Regions from separate parts of the Homo sapiens genome. Here region 1 is linked to region 2. A link is an interaction called in ENCODE POLR2A ChIA-PET data of the cell type or tissue named here. Cell type or tissue: OCI-LY7. All regions are shown on one strand. Region 1 overlaps CAMK2D (calcium/calmodulin dependent protein kinase II delta). Region 2 overlaps CAMK2D (calcium/calmodulin dependent protein kinase II delta).

Evidence for each region. ChIA-PET counts read pairs that join two places held together with the same protein. Peaks named below come from ENCODE experiments on the same cell type or tissue, not always from the same donor. Only the 100,000 strongest peaks of a DNase experiment are listed, where the experiment ranks them.
Region 1: POLR2A ChIA-PET joins it to region 2 with 5 read pairs; 1 of 35 experiments calls an interaction of 5 or more read pairs at or near these places.

Annotation. Positions count from the first base shown.
Region 1 is chr4:113,674,829-113,679,828 of GRCh38, reverse strand. All of the region lies in intron 2 of CAMK2D (calcium/calmodulin dependent protein kinase II delta), which reads left to right. Among named protein-coding and RNA genes, the nearest start is that of CAMK2D, 84 kb to the left of the region's middle. In OCI-LY7, no CTCF peak of the experiment used is centred here; a DNase peak (open chromatin) is centred at 2,298; H3K4me3 peaks cover 984 bases; H3K27ac peaks cover 2,124 bases.
Region 2 is chr4:113,615,432-113,620,431 of GRCh38, reverse strand. All of the region lies in intron 3 of CAMK2D (calcium/calmodulin dependent protein kinase II delta), which reads left to right. Among named protein-coding and RNA genes, the nearest start is that of CAMK2D, 140 kb to the left of the region's middle. In OCI-LY7, no CTCF peak of the experiment used is centred here; DNase peaks (open chromatin) are centred at 211 and 2,021; H3K27ac peaks cover 2,439 bases.

The DNA of each region.
Region 1 (5,000 bases), 59 kb before region 2:
TAAATAGTTTAGATTTGCTTATCTTTGTCTTAAGAAAACTAGTAAGTCTGACACCTACTATGAAGTTGATCTGATAAAGTAAGTTGTATGCTGCGTATTTCCAAATTAGATTTCCTATTGTAATGGAGGGCTAGTATTTCTTTATTTGTTCTTTAATTCACAGTTTACATTTAGAAGTTTTGCTTAAAATTATTTTATGTTCTGAAATCAGAGTCGTCAAAACTCAATTCAGCGTTTTTAAAAATTTGCTTTTTCTCTACCCATGGTTAAGGGATATGACTTACTATTTCTGTGGGTTTCTTTTACATGTTATTATTGATTTTTAAAATCAGGACAGAAAAAGCAGAGACTGGAGAATATGTGGCTGGAATATATGATGGACATCTAGGGAAGAATTAAGAAAGAAAAGAAAATGGCTGGGGAGAGGCAAGTATTTAAAAAACAACCGCATGTGTTAGTAGAGAAGAGGATAAGAGTCTAAATTTTGACATACGTGTATTAGTAAACCTAAGCTACTTTTGACTTTGCACACTGTTTATTTATGTTGTGGTCACAGAGTTAATTATATCTGTTAGAACAAGCCTTTGAAAGTTTAATGAGCTCTTTAGCATTAACAACCTTTCATATTTCCTTATTTTTTTTTCACCTTTCCATTCATCCATCTTAAATTTTGCAGCTCTTAACAATGTTATTGCACTAGAACCCCAGAGCAGCATTAGGTGAGTGGAATGTGTTCCAGGGTTAAAATAAAAACAAGGCACAGTACATAGTGTGTTATTCCTATTACATAAAGTATTATATAAAAACAAGCTAAATTTCTGCTATTAGAAATCAGAATAGTGGTTATTCTGGTGTGGAGGTAGGGGCAGGGAGTAGGAGAGGCTTCTGGGTGCTGGTTATGGCACCCAGATCTGTTTCTTGATCTGTGTGCTGATCACATGTGTGTTCATTTTATGAAAGATCATTGTGCAATATACTCATGACATCTGCAGTTTTCTGTCTTTGTATTTTATACTTAAATATTCAAAAAATTGGGTGAAGGAAATGCCTGTGGGCTGGATTTACTTTGCTTCACTTAGACCTTTAAGAATCACAGAACCACAGCTAGTTAGATTTAAGTTCTAGTCTTCTACAACACTGTAGGGTTTAGAGTAACTATAGTTAATAATTTATTATATATTTTCAAATAGCTACAAGAGAGGATTTTGTATGTTCCCGACATAAACAGATGACAAATGATTGAGGTGATGGATATGCTAATTACCCTAATTTGATCATTATACATTGTATGCAGGTATCAAATATCACTTGATACCCCAATTATTATAATATGTGTCAACTAAAATTTAAAAACTAAAAAAAAAAAAATCACAGAACCAACTATAAAATCACAGAAATGGAAAAGGTCTTAGTTTAGCCCACTGATGTCACGAAGAGAATAGATGCCTAAAAGGCTTTGAAGTCTTGCAAGGATCCTAGGGAACGATGATTTCATGTCTTACAGCTGAGGAAACTAATGTCAGTAAGGTTAGGTCCATTGCCCAGGGTCTCACCAGAGCCTGCTAAAGAGCTCTCAGATCCACCTTTCTCTGCTGTTCAGCTTCTTTCTACTGTGTGGCTTAGCCTGTCTCCTAATAGCAGCTTCTTCATAGAACTATTCTTATTAAAAACGGGGCTTGAGTTAACCTAGCTTATGAGGATTTCTAATGACAACTCTTACAAAAAGGGTATTTTTCATTTAACTTGTAGGCAGCCTGATTTTCAGCTGACCAGAACAATCAAATTATAAAATATTCTAGTTATTTGAGATGTTACCATAGATAGCTTTAAAAAATCTTTATTTTCATGACATTTATTTTATCACATAGCTATTATTGCATAGTTTCGCTTGATCTCTGAAGCTTTATCAAGATGCTACTAGATACTATCCTATGCATATTTTCCACTTAACACAAGTATGATATCCCCTTTAGATTTATATGTATTCTGCTACCATGAAAAGCCATTTTTTTCCTCTGTATACATGAGATTATTTTTACTTGACTGACTTATCTCTTTAATTCATTGCCTGTCATTCAGCTCATATCATATATATCACATATATGAGATTGATAACCTAATAAATAATCCCATTTTTGTCAATCCAGTAATCATTGAATTTACTAGAATCTACTCAGTTCTTATCCAAGGGCCACTACTGACATGGGCCTTCTTATTTAGATGGTATTGCATCGCTTGACTCTTAGAGAAGGCTCTGGATGATTGACAGATTATCCTCATGTCTGACGGAAGTAAGACGAGCAAGTTCCTTCAAGAAGGAAGTAAGCCAAGTTGTATCAGATATAGTCTCCATTCTGTTACTTTCACTTTCCTGTTGATACCCCTTCTTCCTGTTTATTCTGAATGCATTTAATAAATATTTACGAGTATTTGCTGTAGATCATACACTGTCTTAGGAGCTGGTATAAAATGGTGAAACAAAAAAAATCAACATAGATCCTGCTGTCTTGGGCCTTATTTTGTTAGAGACAGAGCATTAAAAAAAATCTTTCAGCTAAATAGAAATCACAAATGGGTCAAGTATAATATAGAGGTGGAATTTGTGCTATGTATGTGAGCCAATGGTAGGGAGTCTGAGCACATTAGGAATGGCTTCCTTGAAGAAAAGATACTTGCTTTAGGATATAAAGAATGAATAGACAGACATAAATCAGACAGAGGAGCGATTAGTATTCCAGCAGCCAGGATAGCATGCACAAAGGTTCTAAAGGCAACCCAATAGTGTAGGGGAGTGAGGCTGAATTTTAGCTCTTCGCCTTTAGGGTTTTTTCTGGCTAGGCCTAAGAATTAAATTGACATAGGACAGATTAACAGGAGAAAAGCACAGGAATTGATTTAATACAACTTTTACAAAGCAGTGGGAGTCCTCATGAAGAAATGAAGACCCAGAGAAACAATTAGAGTGAATCAGTTATAGATTGAATTGGACAAAGAATAGTAAGTTGTGAAAAAGCAACTAAATTATGTGGAGAGGCTTAAGAGACAAGAGCTATTTTAGCAAGGTCTGTACAGAATTTTCTTTGGCTCAAATTTCCATCCTTGATGATAAGAATGTTGCTTTCCTTCTGGTATAGGGAGAGGACCTTTCAGTGTTCCTGCTTTTAAGAAACAGAAAGGAGGCCAGAATGATCTTGTACCTGCTGTTTTTCAAGTACCTTTAATTCACAATAGTCATTATGCCAGAATGGTATATTTTTAACTCCTTCAATGGCACATTTGAGGAACTCAAAGAAGGCCAGCATGACAGGGTCAAAGAGTGCATAGAGTTGTGTGGAGCAAAGTAAATAAAGTGACTTATGGATTGGGAACAGTGGAGGAGTCAGTGGACTGGTATTCCTGATGGTTTGAAAAAAAAGCCACTCTAGGAGACACTGAATAATCTAGAAAATGGGCAGTTTATGGCCAGCAACTGTGATTTTTAACTCCCTGATTCTGGAGGAGGATGGCCAAGTTTCAAGGAATGACTGCGAGAGTGGTGACTGAAATCGAGTGGAAATGAAGACCACTGGAGACAGGGAGGTCAAGGAACTGACAGGCTGAGTGTTGAACCAGTTATCCTTGTGTCTGTTGAAATAGCCCAGAATGTTGGCAAACTTTCAGTGAAGTAGAAGACTGGATAGATGCCAAGTCTTTAATACATAAAGTGGGTTGAATGGTGGTGGGGAAAGAGAACCACTTAGTGTGCCCAGTAAACATTTCATAAGATTTGAATGGTTTGTATGATAGAGATAAAGTTTCTAGATTTTCAATGTTATATTTTCCCAATTGTTCATTATATTTTGGCCATTATACAGATATATGAAAATCTGAACTAAAGGAGTTTCCTCATCTGGCTTGCATATTTCAAGATGATAGGAATTGTGTCATAATCACTGGTATAGAAGCTGTACAGATCTTGGCTTACCCAAAGACAAGTGGTAGCTGTGAATGAATAAAGCATAGGGATAAATTATGAATGAAGAAAATAGTGCATCAGCTCTATTAGATGGAAGGTGTTATTATTTTTAATTTTATGCACATGTGCAAATTTTATGAACTTTACATGGAATTTTACCTCTCTGACTACAATTACCTTTGCATCTACATTAATTACATAGTAGTCGCATGTTTTTTTTTTCTTTCAGAGATGAACTTTTTAATCAGAATACTTACTTTTCCTCTGATTCCATGGGAACTTTACCATTTATACTAACTTTTTGTGGAACCAATGAGTTAGATCCTTTTGACAGAAATTGCACGGAGGGGCATTCTCTGATATGGGGATACATCTTGTCTGGAAAGGATCTTCCCCTGTCTGCACCTCCATTCATGTTTGTAAACTTTTATCATTCTCCATTTGTTTATCTGGCTAGTGAGCAATCTCTCTGTACCAATAATTGCCTAAGGGATTTAACCAGCTTATGAAAGTATGTAAGTTATGATTTTTAAAGATGAAAGCAATATGTTATATATATGCCTAGGAAAAGACTGGCAAGACATTCATCAAAATGTAAATAGTGGTATATCTAGGTAGTGGGGTAGTTTTATATCATATTTATTTCTTTAAGCTGAAATATACATGTTTTTCAGTGAGAATCTATCATGTTTTACAATGAGATTTTTAAAGCCAATATTAAGGTGAAAGGAAAAGGTAAAACAAGGGTAGGGGAAAAGTCAGGAATTAGGCTATGTGAAAAGAAGAGTTTCTTTTTCTATTGTGTAGAAGATAGGTAAGTTGTCAAAGATGGAATATGCACGCATGGATGTTAGCAGTATGTTTAATTCTACTGCAAGAAGCTAATGCATGATGCTCTCTTCAGAGGCTTCTGGTCACAGTCCCTTATTTCCAGGTCACTTGGCAGAATTCCTAGAGTCTCAAGTTTTAAGGAGCAAATAGTAGAAGTTCCTCCTTAGTGCCTCTGTTGTTTATTCTCTCGGGGGGAGTAGTCATTGATTTCTGT
Region 2 (5,000 bases):
GAGAAAGTTGCCAACTTTTCACACTTTTCATTAGTTTTCTTTTTCCCTTTAATTGTACAATAATAAGTCTAGTATCATAATATTTGCAAACTGCCCCCTGTTCTCTAATAATCTCTGTTCATTTATTGTTGTGCTGACTGCAGTCTGACTCTCGAGTGAGCTGCTTTATCTGCAGCACCTGGAGGTGTTGGCTGTTTTCTTGGGCCTCTACACACCACAGAACCAAGGGATGGACAGATGTTTTCTCGCTCTTCACTGCTTTTATAAGACCATAGTTAACACCTCCTCCTTCAATATCCCCTACCTCCATCCTTACCCAACCCTATCTTTGAGAAACACATTTTTAGATTATAACATCCTACATTCTTAGTGCAGCAGTTTTCTATCATTCTCTTGGTGATTCCCATCATTTGTTGTATTATATAGTAACTGACTTACTACGTTCTCTCCTTTCCACTTCTGCCATCATTCTTCATGGCTTTACTTAGCCACATAGATTATGCATGCCAAACTCCGGCCTCTCAGCACCTATATTCTCTCTTTCAGCAATCTTACCCTCTACTCCAGCGGTCAACAGACTTTTTCTGTAAAGGGGTTTGTATTTTCAGTTTTCTGGACATGTCTTAGTTGCAATTATTAAACAATGAAATCCTAGCTTTATACCAACATGGATAATACGTAAACAAATTGATGTGGCTATGTTCCAAAAAAAAATCTGTATTTACAAAAATGAATACTCTGAAAAGCTGCTTAGGGACTTAAAACAGATGAGGCCATGAGCCATGTGAATATCGGGGAAATAATTCCAGGCAGAGGAAACATCAAGTGCAAAGGCTCTGAGACAGGAGCTTGCCTGGAGTTCTCCAGAAGCAGCAAGGATGCCAATGAAGTTGGAGTGCAATGGGCCAGGGATGAGTAGTAGGAGAGGTTAGGGGGATAATGAGGGTGGAGCGAGGGACCTTTTAGGCCATGAATGGAATTTGGGCTCTTACTCAGAGACAGTAAGTGGAGAGCCATTGGAGGATTCTGAACCTAAGGACAATAATCAGATTTAAGTTTTAACAGGATTGTTCTGGCTGCTGTGGTAAAGACAGTGAGAGGGCAGGGTAGAAACACAGAAATGAGATAGGAGGCTACTGGACTTGCCATAGATCAGGCTTGTAACAGTAGAGGAGATGAAAAGTGGTCAGATTTTCTATATATGTATGTATATTCCATCTCACCCTATTATATTTAGAAGGATTTGCTTTCAGATTAGATTTTGCTTTCACAGAAAGGGTCAAGAATTACCTTGGGGTTTTTATGAGCAACTGGAAAGATGGAAGACCATGGATGAAGCAGGTTTTAGGGGGACGATCACGAGTTCTTTGAGCTTGTTTGGTTTGAGATGTCTATGAGATAAGTGAAACAAGCAAATGCACCACACGTTTGAGATGTCTGACATTCATTATAACTTCCTTGATTTCATGATAAATAGATAATTATTCTTTACTTTAGAAACATCATTGACCTAGGCTGAACTAACTGTTCTCTCGAAGGCTTAGATAAAAATATATTAGGTGCCTGATAGATGCAGACTGGTGCCTGCAGCTATATTTACTAGTATTCTTCATTATTCCCATGGCATCTAATTCATGAGCAAGTTCATAAATAACTCCCATGTTTTTCCCAGATTGTGAGCCTAAGATTACAGAATGTATTTTTCATGTACTTCTTTTGCATGTATTATCCAGGAGAAATAAACTGATATTTTAAGTGCTTTCATCATAAAAATAGATATATAGAGGCAAATGTTATTGGATAATATAATATTATAGTACAATATGTCTACAAGCCAGTTATATTGCATTTCTTAACATGTATTAGGATTTTAAACTCACAGATTTCCTGCTTATAGGACATATCAACTTTGGAAAAATGCAATAAATGAATTTTCAAAAAAGGAATTGAAAGATGAGAGCATTTGGGCTAATGAGTCTCTAGGGAAAATACAGTTGCAAGTGTTAAGATAATATGGTAGTAAGTTACAAAGAGAAGATGATCTAATAAGATTTTCCATTTACTATTCTCCAGGGGCTAGTGTTATAAAAGCAGCTCATCTGCTCGGTTAATTTTTTGAAGAGCATATTTTTGGTTTGGCAAGATAAATGTTCTATGTTTTCTCTCTAGTTATTCATTAAAAACAATTCCAAAATAAAATGAAGTATGTTTTAAACTTTAACTCGAGAGTGTTGAAGAGAGAAAACTCTTACACTTAGAGAATCATATTCAGCTTTGTATTGGTAATTACTGTATTGTTTATTTCCTATACTATTTATTAGCCATATTCATCCAGGAATGTAGAAATGTAAAAACTTAGAAAGGATCTTATAGGATCTTCTTAAAGGATCATCTAATCCAGTGCTTATCAAGTATTACTTACTGTGAGCTAGAGTATAAAAAATGTTTTATATCATGGCCCAGTGTATATTTTATATATATATATGTGTGTGTGTCTGTGTGTTGTGTGAGTGTGTGTGTATGACCCAAGCAAAAGTTTCACAAAGCAATAGTTACCTTTAATGTGAAATATACTTCACCATGTTTGATTTTATTCTTGTTATTTTTTATCTCCTTTAAAAATTGTTTCTTCTAGCCAGGAATGGTGGTGTTTGTGTAATCCCAGCTATTCTGGAGGCTGAGGTAGGAGGATTGCTTGAACCAGGCATTCAAGAGGCCAGCCTCAGCAACATAGCAAGACCCCATTTCAAATTAAGAACAAAAAAAATTGTTCTGTTTTTCCTTACAGAAGTAACAACTCTTCATCAGCAAGGGATGTGCCTTCTCAGGAATACCTTTGCTTTTCCCATATATTGTCTGTCTTCCCTTACTTCTCCCATAATCATCAAAATTTCTGATAAGGTTCAGAGAGTACAGTAAGATAGACCACGACAGATGTCTCTCTTCTTTTTTGATTTTTTTTTTTTTTTAAGACAGGGTATCACTCTGTTGCTCAGTCTGGAGTACAGTGGCGATTTCTCAGCTCACCACAACCTCCGCTGCCCTGGTTCAAGCGATTCTCCTGCCTCAGCCTCATGAGTAGCTAGGACTACAGGCATGGGTGACCACACCCAGCTAATTTTTTGTAATAGAGACAGGGTCTCACCATGTTGCCCAGGCTGGTCTCAAACTCCTGACCTCAAGTGATCTGCCTGCCTCAGCCTCCCAAAATACTGGGATTACAGGCGTAAGTCACCGCACCCAGCCCTTTTTTAATATTCCTAATGGCTAAGGATATTGATGAGAGATCACTGACTAACTTGCAATACATAGTGGAAGATAGAATAACAAAAACATAAGGCAAGAAGAAAGGAAAGTTGGAATCACCAATCAAAATTCATAAAACAAATGATATTAATGCAAAATTTAAAGAGGGAAGGAAGATTTTTCTATATAAATGACTATTGTTTCAATACTCTTGAAATGAGTATCAACTTTTCCAAGAAATGAAATTACCTTTTTAGAAAACAAAATAAGCAGAATGGAATTATTCAATTAAAATATACAACAGGATAATCTCAAATTATTTTTCAAAGAAAACAAAGAATGTTTCCAGATATTACTAAATCTATTATTTACTTTACCCTTAAATTTATGTTTTTATTAAAAATGAGCAGGACAGAGTATTACATGAATTACCTATTTACTTTTATATTGTTTTAGTCTTCTCTGAGCTTCTATATTTAGCCATTGATGACGTTTTTCTTTCAAGCAAAAGAACTGATTGTTCTTTCATGCTGTTTGTAGTGTCATGTGATAGATGTGGCTGATACCCATACAGTCAACAGTTACTGATCATATCTCCCACTTTCTAATTTCTTCCCAGGTTGAAATTCTCCCAGGTAATAACTATTTTGACCCATCAGAAACCCAGTTGGATTATCTAGGCTTCTAATTAGTGCTGGCTTATAAAAGGCATAATGATTTCTTCTAGTCAGTACTGAATGCTATTATACTAATCTGATCCTGTAGATATTGAAGATAATCTAAACTTGGCTTTTAATCTTGAATCAGGAGTGGGGTGAGGATTTGGGAATAAGGATGGAGACCATAGTCACCAGAGTTGATATGCTTTGACCTTCAGGACTTATCTTGGGATCCAGTAACTTTCTTTGTGTACTTTTAGAATAGTTTTTAAAGTAATATGGATGGCATTCCCTATGAAGTTTTCATATAATAATTACATTTGATTATTTTAAAAAGTTAATTTTCATTCCTATTAAGTGTAAGCAGTCAATTGCTTTGAAATATAATTTAATTTTAGTTGATATTAAGTTTACAAGGTAGATTTTTTGTCATTACAGGAAGAATATCTGAAATTTTACTATAATTTTTCAATTTCTGATATAGAAATTAATTTTAACTTTTGAGTGATGAATAATTACTTATTTGGCATTTATAAATGGGGCATATTGCTAAATAGTTTTTCAAAAATACATATCCCTTATGTAACTTTATGTGTTCAAATAGCTAAAATTAGAACAGATTGTGGCTTCTAAGCCTGACCACTTCATTTGTTTGCCTTAGCCAGCTAATCAAACTCCCAATTTTTTATGCTCAAATGTTAAAGTTTCATGTTAAAACAAGTAAAAAAAGACAAAGTATAAATGCTATGTAGGACTCTTGACCTTAATAACAACATAAAAATTAATATGTATCTATACCTGTCTATATTTCTATTCAGTGTTTTAAAAATGAACATCTCTATTTCAAAAAAACAGCATATATTTTTTCTAATGTACTCAAGTTAATATATTTTATACTGGGAAAATGAAAATCAAATGGTGTCATTTTATTAACTGTATTACTTGTGTTATAGGAAATACTTTTTAAAAAACCACATAGAGAGATTTGGCTTCACTTTTCTAGAAGTGTTAGTTTGATTTTGAACTTAGTTTTCAGTGCTTTTGTGTTTTCTATTTGAAAAGTTTTCTCTCTAGAAGTGAGCAGCTTTGTCATAA